Regions from separate parts of the Homo sapiens genome. Here region 2 is linked to region 1. A link is a loop called in an ENCODE intact Hi-C map of the cell type or tissue named here. Cell type or tissue: endothelial cell of umbilical vein. All regions are shown on one strand. Links, peaks and the distances in the headings refer to the core of each region. The heading gives the core; the rest is flanking DNA.

Region 1 (8,320 bases), core at 1-8,000:
AATGACTTTCTTCACAGAATTGGAAAAAACTACTTTAAAGTTCATATGGAACCAAAAAAGAGCCCTCATCGCCAAGTCAATCCTAAGCCAAAAGAACAAAGCGGGAGGCATCACGCTACCTGACTTCAAACTATACTACAAGGCTACAGTAACCAAAACAGCATAGTACTGGTAGCAAAACAGAGATATAGATCAATGGAACAGAACAGAGCCCTCAGAAATAACGCCACGTATCTACAACTATCTGATCTTTGACAAACCTGAGAAAAACAAGAAATGGCGAAAGGATTCCCTATTTAATAAATGGTGCTGGGAAAACTGGCTAGCCATGTATAGAAAGCTGAAACTGGATCCCTTCCTTACACCTTATACAAAAATTAATTCAAGATGGATTAAAGACTTAAATGTTAGACCTAAAACCATAAAAACCCTAGAAGAAAACCTAGGCAATACCATTCAGGACATAGGCATGGGCAAGGACTTCATGTCCAAAACCCCAAAAGCAATGGCAACAAAAGCCAAAATTGACAAATGGGATCTAATTAAACTAAAGAGCTTCTGCACAGCAAAAGAAACTACTATCAGAGTGAACAGGCAACCTACAAAATGGGAGAAAATTTTCGCAACCTATTCATCTGACAAAGGGCTAATATCCAGGATCTACAATGAACTCAAAGAAATTTACAAGAAAAAAGCAAACAAACCCATCAAAAAGTGGGCGAAGGACATGAACAGACACCTCTCAAAAGAAGACATTTATGCAGCCAAAAAACACATGAAAAAATGCTCACCATCACTGGCCATCAGAGAAATGCAAATCAAAACCACAATGAGATACCATCTCACACCAGTTAGAATGGCAATCATTTAAAAAGTCAGGAAACAACAGGTGCTGGAGAGTATGTGGAGAAATAGGAACACTTTTACACTGTTGGTGGGACTGTAAACTAGTTCAACCATTGTGGAAGTCAGTGTGGCGATTCCTCAGGGATCTAGAACTAGAAATACCATTTGACCCAGCCATCCCATTACTGAGTATATACCCAAAGGACTATAAATCATGCTGCTATAAAGACACATGCACACGTATGTTTATTGTGGCACTATTCACAATAGCAAAGACTGGGAACCAACCCAAATGTCCAACAATGATATACTGGATTAAGAAAATGTGGCACATATACACTATGGAATACTACGCAGCCATAAGAAATGATGAGTTCATGTCCTTTGTAGGAACATGGATGAAATTGGAAATCATCATTCTCAGTAAACTATCACAAGGACAAAAAACCAAACACCACATGTTCTCACTCATAGGTGGGAATTGAACAATGAGAACACATGGACACAGGAAGGGGAACATCACACTCTGGGGACTGTTGTGGGGTGGGGGGAGTGGGGAGGGATGGCCTTAGGAGATATACCTAATGCTAAATGACGAGTTGATGGGTGCAGCACACTAGCATGGCACATGTATACATATGTAACTAACCTGCACATTGTGCACATGTACCCTAAAACTTAAAGTATAGTAATAATAAAATTTAAAAAAGGAAAAAAAAAGATGTGAAAGCAGACTTGGACAATATGTAAATAAATGACATGAGCGTGTTTCAACTATTTAGGAAAACAAGCAGCAGGATGGATGTGATAGAGAAGCTGTGGTTGACCAGCCCCTGGTCTATGTTGTCAATTCAAAGCAGAGTTGTCGTTTCCAAAAGATATTTTTTGATGGTTTTATTAGTGCAAAATAAAAGCTATTTTTCAGATTGCAAAACAAAACAAAACAAAAAAAAAAAAAGAAAAGAGACTTACATTTTAAGGATTTCTACTAAGTCAGAGTATCTTTTGGGTAAAACTGCAGGCAATTTAAGTAAGATTAATTTTTGCTTCAAATTACATTTCCTTCTAAGTAATTGTAGGGGTATAGTACTGATGAATGTTTGTGTGTTGAGATTGATGCTGAGGGCCATACTGTGCTTTCATTTTGCACAGGTTTGAAACTCAATGCATAATTTAATTCAAATCAGTAAATCTGACACTAGTTTTTCACATGGTGATTTTGAACAAAGGTTTTAATGATCATTTCTATAACCTATGAAAATGACCACATACATTTAATTATTTACACAGTAAGTTTAAGTGTATAGCTTAAAATGAAGCTGACGGTAATAACAGCAAAAGTAATTCTGGATACATGACTTTTTTTAACAACTTAGGGGAATAAAATTAGAAATACTGTTAAGAAAGTAAATTTCTATATTTTAAAGAAGTGGAATAAAATCAAGGTTTCTAACTATAGGTTATTAGGTAAGATACATGACTATTAGGTAAGAAACAGAAACATACAGTTGAATAAAATTGCAAAGTCATTTAGTTTATAGTGTTTTAAAATTTAAGAACGATTTAAACTGACTAAATCAATCTCATCTATAACAAGTAAGACTCTAGAATATTCTTAAAACCTTCTGAGTTTTAGTTAAATTGGAAGTCTTTACCCTAATGTTCTGTAAAATTATTCTACCAAACATAATAATTCCCTTATTTAATAACATAGCTGATTAATGATTAGTGAAAACTGTGGAGCTGTATCTTTGCTGATAATAAGTTATATTATAACGTTATTTAATATTTAGACCACATTACTGGAACTCCTTGCTGTTATGGGTTAATTTTATCCCCTCCCTGCAAAAGATATGGTGAAGTACTCAATCCTAGTACTTCAGCATGCGACCCTATTTGGAAATAGGGTCATAACAGAGGTAATCAGGTTAAAATGAGGTCATTGGCATGGGTTCTAATCCAGCATGACTGGTATCCTAATAAAAGCATTTGATTTGGACACAAAGACACAGATGAAAGAAGGGAAGATGATATGAAAAGACATAATGCCATCTACAAGCCAAGCAATTTCTGAGGCTACCAGAATGTAGGAGAAAGGCATGGAACAGATTTTTCCTCACAAACCTCACAAGAAACCAACCTTGCTGATACCTTGATTTCAGACTACTAGCCTCCAGAACTGTGATACAATAAATTTCTGTTGTTCAAATCTATCTAGTCTGTGGTACCATAGCCCTTGGAAACTAATACACTTTCTCTGTGGCTTCATGTTAAGTTTGGCCAATGGGAGGCGCCAGAAGCTAGAAGAAGAGAAGGTTGCAAGGGAGTTCAGAGCCTTTGTTTTCTTGGCTCCCTCTTTGCAAAGAGGGTTGGTTTCACTCTCCTTTAGGGTGCTCTCTCTATATATTTATCTTCTTTGGATTCCTGAACCTCTCTTTTCGTCTCTTCAGGTCCAAGTGTTCAAGGGCTCCCAGATGGTACAAGCCTCAAGGATCTATGTCATCTCTTACTAAATCTTTCCCAGGCCCTTTAAAATAATTTTTTAAAAAGCCAAAAAAACAAAAAAAAAAACCTCTTAGGAAAGTAGCTGGTTTGCATATGACGTGCTTTTCTTGGCAGGGCCATGACTGATACAGCATCTGTCTTCTAAAAGAGACTTGTTTATCCTTTATGCTACTACTGGACATTGTACATGTGATAACACTTATATTATATTATAATGACTTGCCTGAGTAGTATGTCTTTTCATCTCTAAAAGAAGTTCCTTGAAGCTGCTTATTCTCCATTGTAAAACCAGCACTTTATACAGGCTCTGCCATAATGTAAGTCCTCAATATATACTTACCAAATGAATGCATAGATGAATGTTTATTTTTAAGATGCTGCTATATACTGCCTTGTTTACAAAAGAGAAACTTTGGATAGTTAATAAAATAAGCATCATAGAATAATATTAAAATTAATATGTAAAGAAATTCAAAAGATAATAGGGTCAGGGAAAGTGAACATGAAAATAAGATTAATACATGAAATATTATAATTTGCAATGTACTGGCACTAGGTGGATAACAAATACAGTTCTGTGCTATGTAACAGACAATGGGAAGGCTAAATAAGACAAGTTGCATAAATCAGTGTCCATAAGTTAAATACAAACCAATTACTAGGTGATATACACATATTCCAAAGACTGAGACTGGAGCAGATGCAAATATTAATTTCCAATTAATCCCTATGAAGAGATAAGCATGTCATGCAATGAACAATGCTTTCAATATGCTCCTAAAGATAATTAAAAATGAGTTTCCTAAGACTTTTTGTGCCACATTCTCATATGACCAATGCAGTAATGCCCAAATAATGTTCAATAAAGATTACTCCAATGGGAGCAGGCTAAGCAAAACAATATAGATGAGGTACTGTGACAGAATGGACCAACCTAAGCACACATATGTGAACTGCTTATACTTTTGATAATATAGTGATTAATGCCCATATCTTTATTCATAAATGTTATACATAAATATTATTTTTATCCACTAAGATTTTGATCAGTATTTTGTGGCAATGAATTCAAGTCTTACAGGTACTAAGAATGCAGATAACTGTTGTCAACTCTTATGGGTAAACACATGTTTTTATAGAAAGCCAACCTAATTATTAGGTAAAAATCACCTATAAATATTTTTAACTACCTGGTTAAGTTTATTTTATGTTTAACAAATAAGAGCTAAAATGGTAAAAAAAAAAATACATTTTAAAATGAATGAATACAGCAAGTTTGTAAAAGACAGAAAATAAAATTTTCCTTTTGGTCCCTCTTAGATTTTCCAAGACAGGTTTCAATGAATAATGAGATTCTATGAATAATGAGACTCAAAATCTCATGCTATTTGGAATGAAAGACATTATTGAATAAATAGTTTTTAAAAATTGATGTGATAAAATCTCACACCCTACATATATTTCTTTTTGTTGACTGAGGGGGAAAACATGTTAGTGGGAAGTAAACACAATACTCACTGCTTGTCATTTTGAGAAAACTGCACATTGTTTTTTTCTCAAAATATTACAAATTCAATATCACAGATCCCAGCATGTAAAAAGTAGAACTACTATGGCCTACTTTTCGGACTTATCTACTAAAAAATTAGCAGGCCTCTAGAAAGGACAGTGTGTGTATGTTTGTGTGTTTGATTTAGAGTATATCCTATACTTATCAATGTAAACAATAAACACAGTTTTCAGGATCCACAAGCTTCTCTCAGTGTTACCTGATCATCTTCTTGAACTTCTCATTGTAGTGGTCTGTGATCTTCTCATTATCTTGATTACTTAGGAGGAGAAAACTCAGATTCTCATTTCCCAGTAGCCAGACTTTTTGTTGTTGTTGTTGTTCAAATGTAAGCATTAAATTCCTTCTAATAAAATTGGTTGTGATTCCTATAATTAATATATATGGCCATAATTTATGCTAGCATAACTTGATTTTGATGGCCCTCTTTTTGTTCTGGCAATCAGCTACCAAAATGGTCTTAGGGCCCTCTGTGAAAATTATATATATTTGTTTTAAATTTTATATATTTATGTATATATATGCACATTTTATATGTATATAAATACCTTTTACATCAGTACCTTTGGGCTGCTGAGATCTTATATGAAGGCATTTTTAAAGTTTTTCTTAGCTTAGGAAACTCAGTTGTTTTCTGGATAGTAATACAGAGTTTTCTAATTTCTTCAGGTTTACTTTTTGGTCCCCATATGCTAAGATTCCCTTCCCTCTTTTCAACAAATTACTGGCTGAAAGAACTTCATTATCTAACTGTATTCTTTCTGTTGTTTTCTGATGAAAAATGACCCCCAGGATGAATTTTTCATTTGTTTTAATCTTTCTTCACATTCCATTTTGATTCTCTTCAGCCCCTGAAGGGATTGTCCATCAAATGGTCTCTTCTATCAGGGTCACAGTATTTACGTCGTTGGGCCTCCTCCTCAGGCTGTGCATATCTTAGGTTTCCTGCACTCTCAATATAACCTGCTTATCTTATTCCAATTTCTGCTTATCTTACTCAGACCCCCAGTCATCCCTGTGCCATCAGGAGATTCTTCCTAGTAGCCAGCATGATCCTGCCAGTCCTGTGATCAGGCTGCCACACCACCATGCTTCTGCCCAGGAGCTGACATCTTGAACAATGTGGGGAGACTGATGGAGACATGAGTTTAAAGAGAGGCCTCTCATACTGCTTGGTAGATATGGAACCATGGAATGCCCAAAAACAAAGTCAAGATTTTGCCCACAACAATTTAGAGTCTACTCTGATGCAAATAAATGATTGATGTGCCAAATGTTGTACATCATAGACTATGGTTTCAGTAATCTGAAGTGATGTAACCTCCCGGTAAATCCTCTAAGATAAAGTTGTTTCAGTCTATCACTCTGGGCAAATCAATAAATTAACTTACACTTTGCACCTTTTAGCTGTGAGCCAGTTAAATGTGAAATGTCATCAACCACAATTGATTGCTTCAATTTTAGCATTCATTTATCTGAAATTCTTATTTCTGACAAAATTTAGGAGGTGTATTAGTAGGAATTGCAGTGGACTACATATAGCAAGTAACTTATATTACAGTGGCTAAAAATTGATTTTTGATTTGCTTTTTTCCAAATAAAGAGAAGCCCAAAGATAGGCCATAAGAAGCTGGTATGGGGACAACATCATTTCATTGGGGATATTATCATGTCCTTTTAGCTTTCTTTGCCACAATTTTCAGGTTGTGGTTCTTGTTCTTATTTTTACAAGATCTTTGCTGTAATTCAGGTAGTTTTTTCTTCAAAAAGAAGAAAAGATGAAGAACCAATGGTAATAGGGTATAGACTATTTGAGTCAACCTCCTTGGAAGCTCAAAGCCGATATTTTGACTGACATCACACGGACATTTCTATTTATAAGGATGGGTGGGAAATACAGCTTTTTTATCTTGGCAATGTTCTGACCCCAGTGAAATCATGTTTTTTTTTTTTTTTTTTTTTTTTAAGGGGAAATTGGGAATACAATCTCTGCCACAGAAGATCAGATTTGAGGCTATGTGATAATGTATACGTAGGAAAATATCTTTTTGTTTTCTACAATATGAATGTATGCATGAATATTTATACATGCATATGTGTGTGTATGATGGGGATAGCGTGGGGATCAAAGGAAGCCATGAAACAAACTCATCCAAAAAGTAGAATCAATTTATTAATAAAGAAGTAAAAATAAGGGAGTAGTATGAATGTATTCCCATTTTTACCCCACTAGAAATTGTGTCTGATTAGAGATTATTCCTGTCTGTTCTGACTATCGTGGTTTAATTATGGTGCAGGTTCTTAATAACTATCAATATCCAGGAGTCTGTATTAAAGTCACACAACTTATACTTATGGCTTGTTAGCATTTATGAAATCAAAGCCTTCAGAATATGTCAATAAAGGCTCAAAGCAGTCTTACAATTTTTTTCCTAACACAGTTTTCCACAAAGTCCTATGATTCTCTTTATGCATAAATCAATAAAGAAGGAACTGTGTCTAGAGTCTGCAGACTTCTGCTCCTGAATATTATCCTGAGAAACTTAGCAGAAGAATTTTTTTTACTTCAATGAGATAACTAATAAGTTAACATCTATAATATATGGGACATGATATGAAGAACATCATAATTTTAAATGCATAGTGGACTCTGGCTGTAATAAGACAGTATGAACTAATAATATTTAATAAGATACCAAGTCTGATCAAATACAAAGTATAAGAGAGACTTCAGTAATCCTCAAGACAATAAAAAATATTCAGAGACACAATTAGCTTTGGCTTATTAATCAAATTTTTCTATGGTGGACTATTCTAAGGATCAATATGCAGTTAATCCTGGAGTTGACAAAGTTGAGAGCAGTTTATAAAACCAGGAAAATAATTTCCAATAGAGTTACAAAAATATATCTAATACCACAAACTAATTTGCCAAATTCAAATTATGGCATATTTTAATTGGAGGAAGTTTTATTTATGAATATTGTCTATCTTATCCTTGCATTCCAAAGAACTACTGAAAGGACTAGAAGAAAAAGAGAAACAAAAGAAGAAAATATCACTTCTTATTTCTTTCTTTAAAAAGTTAGCTTTTTAAAATATACATCACTTTATATAAACTGTTCTTCTGGGGATATGGATGGTACACTGTATTTAATCAAATTTCAAAAGTTTTACTCCAGAATACAAGTACTCTAGTAGTTTAAGGAGAAAAAAGTGTTCAATGTTTAAACAGGGAGGTAAGGGCTAGAAGGAGAGAAGATGTGAACTGGGCCTAAAAGAATGGGTCAAATTTGGAGGATAAGTCAACTCCATTGAGGAAACCCCTTCCAAAAGAGCAAACATGGAAATGATCTATGTATTTGTGTAATGATACAATAAACAATAACACTGGTTGAG
Region 2 (8,309 bases), core at 310-8,309, 480 kb after region 1:
AACCAAAAAAGAACCATTAAGAGGGTGTTGCAGAGTCTTAGTATGATAAAATGAAGGCCTAAACTAGGACAATGCTGAATTATTGTAGAGAACATCCATAAAGATAACTCCTCATATGGAAGTGCATTAAAGCTGATGATTACATCCTTTAAAAAAAATGACCAGCATTTTGAAAGTGAATTGGAATGAATTCCGTTTGTCTAGCTTTTGTATTTTTATTCATTCCCCTAACAAATATTTATTGAGCACCTACAACATGCCAGTCTCCAGGGTGACAGCATTAAGCAAAGGGCAGAGGCCCTTATGAAGCTTAATTCCTACTGAGAAAACATATAAACAAGGTAATAAGTGCATTGAAGAAAAATAAAGTAGATAAGGGAAAGAGAGAGTAATAAGCTTGGAGACTTTCAATGACGAGGTCAGGCAGTCTTTCACAGTGTGCAAGAATAGAACATAGATCTAAAGAAGGTCAAGTAGAAAGCAATATGCAAAAACATTAGGTTCTCAGTAACCAAAACAACGATCATAGAAAACCTTATTGAATTTAGAGTTCTAATAATTTGAACATAAGAAAAGATGATTAACATGGAAAATTTTGGTGCAATGCACAATAGAAAGATTTGAAATTAAACACACAGACACACACACACAAATTTTAGGCCCTGCTACTTAAAGATGCATTCTATTAAATCCATTAGGCTTTCGTCACAAGAAATAATCTTTAGGCAAATTAATAAATGACCCCATTAGAACAGATTTTATGCATCTGCCTACAAAAGCAAATGCTTTTAAAAATTACAGCCAGCTCATTAAAATAATGATGGCCAATTTAGTGTGCATTGAAGTTCTTGGTTGCTTTGCAGTTATTCTATGTGTACTTGCCCTTGTGGAGAAGTCCTTTTCTTCCTCCTGGGTTATTTGGGCAGAGTTACTTCTGTTCTAAATGCATATTCCATAACTGATTTCATAATTCTATCCCGTGCCCCCTGTGGTCCTTGTTGCATAGGTAATCAGGATTTTATTCAGAGAGTATAATGCAACACATAGCACATTCATTTTCACACTATGAAATCTAAGCCTCCAGAGGGGTGAATGTCCAGAAATTGCTTAGTCATCTTCATCCTACAAAATAACAGTTAACAATACATTTTGAAAAGGAACATAATTAAGCCAAAAAAGAAACATGGTCATTTAACACCTATCTTCATATCATCTCAGAAAATTTTATATGAAGCCATTAGTTTTTTCTCTTAGGAAACTGCCTGCCACTATTTTTGACCTAGGGGGAGGGTTAACTTTATGTCTTCAAAATATGTGTATAGTTGATACATTTGTTCACTTCACTGTTGCAACTTTATTTGGGGAGCACATTTTTGCAACATATTTATTCCAAACATCTTCTGAAGAATAACAACTGGCTATGTGCTACACAAATAAACAAAGCCAAAGAAGGAAAGAGAGACAAGTGAACAAGACATAAAATAAATTGAAGTTGATTTTATAAATATAAAAATTGATTAAGGAATTTGATTAGAAATTGAAATTTATAACTAAATCTAAATCTTGATTTCTAACTAAATCTAAGTCAGAGATGTATAAAAATTGGACAATTTGCCATGACATAGAGATAACAGCTAACTGCATTCATTAATATTTATGTCGTCACCTATACATTTTGCTCTCTATAAAATAATATGTTATAATAAAAATGCTCACTTTTAACAAATATCTGTACATTATATTTGAACTTGCTTTTTCCCCCTTTCTTATATTTTTTCAATAATGTTTTTGTACTGACTAGGAGGTCGTTATATAGACAATTACTAATTTCTTCTTCAGCATTTTCAAACATTTTTCCCCCTCTACTTTTAAAGAGTTTCAGGCAACAATAGTATTCATGATTTGTGTTGAACATATCTCATAGTGTAAAGAAATATATACTGATATGCAAATTGGCCTCAGGATGAGTCCATTATAGAAGTAACATATTTTTCTTTCATTGTGAAGGTATCTATAATAGAAAATAACTGCCTCAAAAATGTTTAACTTATATACATTCAGACAAAATTCACATTGAAAGCCTGAAAACAATTCGATTCCAGTACTTATTCTTATGAATATATATAAAGAAGAATATCTTTGGGTATGACACTCTGTCATTCCTGGTAGACTGAGTGTGAAGCCTCATCTACAGTTGTTTTTCATAATATTATTTGCCTTAAGTGACGCAAGTTTTAGTTTTCTGAAAAAGCAAAATGTAATGATAAATGCAATATATATTTTTGTATTAAAAAGTGTGGGATGTCCAAGTGCCAAAGGCAGGAAACTTTAATGAAAATACTTGTACTTTGAGAGAAAGGGAAAAAATATCTACATTTTAAAGAGCAAAACAAAAAAATTTTTTATCTGCAATAGATATTAAAATTATCAGATAAATATTGGCTTGCTTGTCACAAAGAAAACGTTAAATAGTTTTGAAATCATATTTCTATGATGGACAGTGAATCATAAGTTTAAAATAACTGTATAACAATTGTTCATCAATAATGCTAAGACTGAAGATTGATGTAGGTCAGGGAAAATATTCTGCTAATTATCTGAACACAAAGAATTTTTTAGTTGGTGAGAGAAGTTTAGATCATATCTAGTCCAACACTCATTTCATATTAAGTAACTTTTTGGGTTGTGGCTATAGCGCTGAGACAGGCTCAGTTTTGTACCTGAGACAAAATATTTCACTTCCTCAAGTCACAAAATTATACTTAAAGAACCCTTAAAAACTACCACTTATGCCTAATTTGGCTAAGTCTACTTGTGTACTACCAGCCACCTATGTACTTAATGTTGTTCAGTCAGTAGTACAACTTTTAAGAAAAGGAGATTTGAAATAATAACGTAGACATACCATACTTAGTAATTAAGATTGTAACTAAGATTGACTAAAGATTTATATGAAACAGGCACTGCTACTTAATCAAAACCTATAAAAAGTTTATACACAAAGAGGAACCTAGTAAACATGCTAAGTGAAAAAAGCCAGTCACAAAAGGACTTATTTGATTCTATCACCTAAATTGTCCAGAATAGGTAAATTCATAAACACACACAGGAGATTAGTGGTTGCCAGGGTCTGGGGAAAACGAGGCACGGGAAGTGACCTAATTGATATGGGGTTTCTCTCATGGATGATAAAGATGCTCTATATTTAGTGGCAACTGTTGCATAGCTCTGAGAAGATACTGTAAACATAGCATTGTACATTTTAAAGGAGTGAATTTTATGGTATGTTAATTATATCTCATTAAAGCTGTTATATTAAATAAAATGTATGGTTTATTTCTTTTTTTTCACTGTCAGGACTTAAATCGGTCCTTTTTAACTTTTCAAGGGGCCTGGATTGTTGTAAAAGTCTCCTAACTGCAATCCCTATCTCCTTCTTCTGCAATATATTAGTCACACACAAGATCAATCTCCATGAACATGGTTTTTACATAACCATTAGTATCTTTACAATAATTTGTGAAAGGATAAAGATTAAAGTCTAAAATTTTGGTCAGCCATCTTTCCATTTTGATCTATCGTTTTTTATTCTCTACTGTTGATCTCCTATGGAACCTATATCTCCCCAATAATCATAACATTTTCCATTTTCATCTCTAAGAAACGACTTTTAGTTAACATAGTTACCTTGCTGGAAATCTGCTTCCTTTCCTCTACACTTCTCCCTTTCCCCATTCTTTGAAGCCTAATCCAAACCCCATTGTTTATTTATTTATTTTTATTATACCTTAAGTTCTCGGGTGCATGTGCAGAAATGTGCAGGCCAAACCCCATTGTTATCTAATTCTTTCCTTGGCCATCTCAGAACACAGTCAACTGCCCTCTTGCCGAAATTCTAATGTATTTCCTTATAAAGCATTACTCATTGTTTGACCAATCTTCCATATATTTTGTGTGTATATTTCTGACCCTTGAGGACATTGGAAGTGGCACTGTATGGCATATATGTCTCATAGTATTTGACCCATTATAGGTGCCTATCGCATTCAGTGATGGACCATGTAAATATATAGAGAGAATTTGTAACCAAGAAAAATTTTTCAAGTACACTAGGATTTTTGAAGCAGCATAAACATTTTTGGTCAAATAATATAATTCTAAACACATTACTTGCATATTACATAATACTTTCTAGCTTTACAGTTTTTAAAAAAATAATGGCAATTATATTTTCTGAAACAAAAGCAGAACATATGGTCTGACATATAGAAGGGAATATTTTAAATCAAAGCTAATTATGAATATGAGCCAAATGTTCAATGTATGATAAATCAAAATTTTAAAAATGTTGGTATCACAGACACTTGCATTGTGGACATGCTGTCACCCTTATTAATTATTTTATCTTTGAGCAAGTTAATCTTCCCATGTCTGATTTTCCTCATCTACAAAGTAAAGGAAGTAACCTATTCAACATCATAGGACTGTGTTAAAAAGTTAAAAGAGAAAATCCTAATGAAGTGCTTGGTACTGTGTTGGATACAAAGAAAATGTTAAATCAATTTTAGTCATCATTATTACTGGGCAGTGGTACAGTAAAATAATTTTTGTTAAGGATGGGCTATTACAACAAGCCACATTTGCACATATGAATAACAGAAAATGGCAATTTAAGCTTGCCTTTGGGGGATTCTATAAGTTGTGTCTGTAAGTGTCTCATTTAAGGATCACGTATTTTACTAAAATATGTAATACCAGAGAAGTAGATGTCTCTATGTGGGAGAATGCAGGATCTTCTCTTACAGTACATTTTGTCCAATACTGAAAATACAAGCTGACATGCCATTTCTCCATTCACTCCTTGGCCTTCTCACAGACAAATCTACTAACCAAATCAAGAGAAGGGTACTAACACCTAAAGATAATAAATAAAGCGGGGACTGACAACCAGCATACAATTTGAGAAGGAAAGGACAGAAAAGTTTAGAGGAGGTTCTTAGTGCCCCCTAGTGTTAAATCTCCTGCAGTTTTTTTGTTTCGTTCTGTTCCTTGAGTGGGTGTTTTACCAAGGGAGTTTGAAGTTAGAAGCAACTAAGCTTTTTTCAAATGATCCTTCACATTAGGCTGTCTCAAAATGCACACACACATAATTCTTTTAAGAAAGGAAATTCTTAAAGGCTAAAGACACAATGTGGTTATTTCATTAAATAAATGATGAATTACAAATGAAAGGAAACATATCTAGGAGAGGGACTCAAATTCTGTATTTAAATATATTCATCAATTGAAGCAATCAGATAATCAGAATATGTATATTTGAGAATATTTTAGCCTAAGTAACTCTAACCAAAGAAATGCAATGACTGAATCTAGTTAAACTCCTTACCTAGGCTATTTTTAATGGAAATGCTGACATCCTTAATACAGAGATCCGAACACTTCTATTCCAAGTGTATATATAGCCTGCAGTTAAGTCTTACTAAAATATGCTGAGTTAACTTCTCAGCTTTCAGGCTTTCATTTCACAAGGGTAGAACATTAATTTCATGACCTTCGAACGTTCTAAAAGAGTGTAGTTAACCACTGAATTAAATAATAACTGGTTTTATTTTATAGCTATCAAGCCTGTAGAAGGAGGCCCAAAGTTACAGGAATTGGAAACTACATCTGTAGCTTAGTAAAAAAAATACTTCATATATTTTGCTAGTTAAAATTTGTCTTTGAAAACTTTTTATAAAAATGGCAGTTGAAAGTCTAAACTATTTTGGAACATTTGTAAGTAGCTTAAAGAGAACTGAAATAGGTCATCATAAAGAAATAACTAGTCGACTTGCTTTCAGTCTGACCAATATTTCTGTCGATGTGATTATATTAGAAAAGATTTTTATTGTTGAAAAGGAAACCATGTCTGATGTGAAACTGGTCTGGACAAACCTTAAGTTTGAATCAAGAAGTTTTATCTCTAATATAGTCGCTTCAAAATACTTGTACTGGTTTTTGTATTCTAGTGTTCTCCTGATGAGGAGCATTCTCAAGTTTTCTTCATTTTAAATTTCACCTTTAAAATATGGGGAGGAGGACGGTGAGCTATCATCATTCAGAGTGTTCACAGCCAGAATTATTCATTATACACCAAGCCTTACTGTATTTCTTTCCCATAACTTCCCACTTGAGTTATTCATTATATACTGCACTTACTCTTATTTATGCTGACTCCACACCAAAGCCCACTCTTAGGAGACATCTAACTTCATTTAATCTAGTCCCTCTGTATCCCTTAATTCAAATGCAGAAGAATTTAAAGTTGTGATTATAGTTGATGAACTGCTCCTGGATGCTGAGATCAATTAGTAAAGAGTGACATTTTTTTTTTCCAAGGACAGACACTGAGGTAATTGGTACAGCTCAAACACCCTTGGTAAGAATGTTAACATATATGCTACAAAGAGTTATCAAAGGCAGGTGCTTAGACTCTTAAGATTAAAAATCCAATCATATTCTTCAACTTCTGAATGTAAACTTTTGAATTTGACAATTTTTTGCTGAAGGAACCAAACAGGTAACAGCTATGATAATTAGCTAAGCACGTGGCTCACATTATTATACATGATAACTCCTAAAATGAAATATTTTCATAGTCAATGGGATCTACAAGAATTTATTTTTAAGGATTTTTTTAAAAGAGAAAAGAGAACAACGTGGCTAAGATGAGATTTTTAGAAAATGAAAGCCTTAGAAAATAATATTGAAAGAAAAGAAAATAGGAGGTACAGTACATTTAGTGTTAACACAGTATTAGTATCAGAGGTTTGCCTGGCATAAGAAGGAGTCCAAATTTTAAATACAGGTACAAAAGTCCACAATTTTTTTCATTCTGGGTTGCTTTGTTTTCCCTCATCTCTTTTGTAGAGAGTACAATGAGCCAAATAAATTAAAGAAGCACTCTTCACTCCTGGGGTAAGACATAGACATCGTTACACACACTGAGGCATGAAATACCTAATCAAGTCATGGAAGTGAGTTCATCATACAATCACCTGAGTTAACATGTTTATAAAGTCCATAGCAGTAAGAAAACATGACATTTTGAAAAATAACACACCAAAACAAGATATATCTGGTTTATGAACTTGAGATTATCTTACATTATCTGCTATCCTTGAATAAACCCATGTGAACATCTCTGGGGTTCAATGAAAAACAATAAGCACATAATTTTTGCCCATTATAGAGTAATAGTCCCAGTTAGCCATCATCCTTGTGAACAGAAAAAGGCATAGAAAGTTACCTGTGAAGAGACAGCTGACTAGCACTCAGCAGTGGGCTCAAGTGCTCTGTGGTAAGCCTGCAGGCCCTGGAGGAGAGCTCACTCTCCTATTAACCAGAATCCTTGACTTGACTTGTCACCTCATTGTCACCTCATATATTTCTCAGTTTGTGTCCTCTGGATGCTGATGGTCCTTCTATTGTAAATCCATGGTTGCTAATTCCTACAGCTTGCCTACCTTGTCTCAATATTATTCTTGTCAACTCATTCCGAATTAACCTCACTCATTGACCTGCCTTTCTAACAGGTAGTCCTGTTGCTATATAAATCCTGGTGTGACCATTCCACTCTAAATTAACATTAACATGGCAGATGGCAGCCTAAAAATCTCAAACCATTAGATGCATACATTATCTATTAATTATCTATAGAATGGTGCAAAAGTAATCGTGGGTTTTGCCATTACTTTTATTTTTAGTTTTCAGTCATAACATAGAGGTCACAACCAAAATTATAGAAAACTACCTGGTATTAGGCTGGGGAGTCATAAGAGTAGCTAGGGGGCTTTCAGGTTTGTTGCTGAAGAAACAATGGCAAAGAGGTGCAGCTTTCTTAACTATGGTGAATTTTGAGTCTATGCAAGAAAGACTTCCGTTTTCTGTACTGGGATAAAATATAAATTAGGAAAGTTTTACTTAATTCCTTACACCATGCTGGGAAGACAGTAAAACTTCAATAAACAAATATTGAAAATGGAGAGGAAAAGAGATGAAAAAAAGAAAAGATATAATGAGGAAAGCAGGAAGGAAAAAAAGAAAGTGTTGTGAACTGACCTAGGCCAAATTGGACAATCAGGAAGTAACGAGCTCTTTTGATAAGGAGGCATATATTCTGGCCATATATAGATAGCCCTTATCCACAGACTGCCTCCCAAGTGATATTAGTAAATGCAAGCAAGGGTCAACAGAACACTATTGAGATACAAACTTGTATTAGCAAATATGCAACATGAAATGGAATAAAATAAAATACAAATACATAC

The links. A loop is a pair of places that touch in the nucleus more often than their neighbours do. Peaks named below come from ENCODE experiments on the same cell type or tissue, not always from the same donor. Only the 100,000 strongest peaks of a DNase experiment are listed, where the experiment ranks them.
Region 2: it touches region 1 in a loop (23-fold over the local background); 45 of 110 quality-filtered maps call a loop at or near these places.

The regions. Positions count from the first base shown.
Region 1 is chr5:45,516,087-45,524,406 of GRCh38, reverse strand. The region is part of intron 2 of HCN1 (hyperpolarization activated cyclic nucleotide gated potassium channel 1); the gene reads left to right. Among named protein-coding and RNA genes, the nearest start is that of HCN1, 180 kb to the left of the region's middle. In endothelial cell of umbilical vein, for the core only: no CTCF peak of the experiment used is centred there; a DNase peak (open chromatin) is centred at 3,166.
Region 2 is chr5:45,035,277-45,043,585 of GRCh38, reverse strand. No RefSeq gene overlaps it. Among named protein-coding and RNA genes, the nearest start is that of MRPS30, 230 kb to the right of the region's middle. In endothelial cell of umbilical vein, for the core only: a CTCF peak has its summit at 5,023 (motif pointing left); a DNase peak (open chromatin) is centred at 4,995.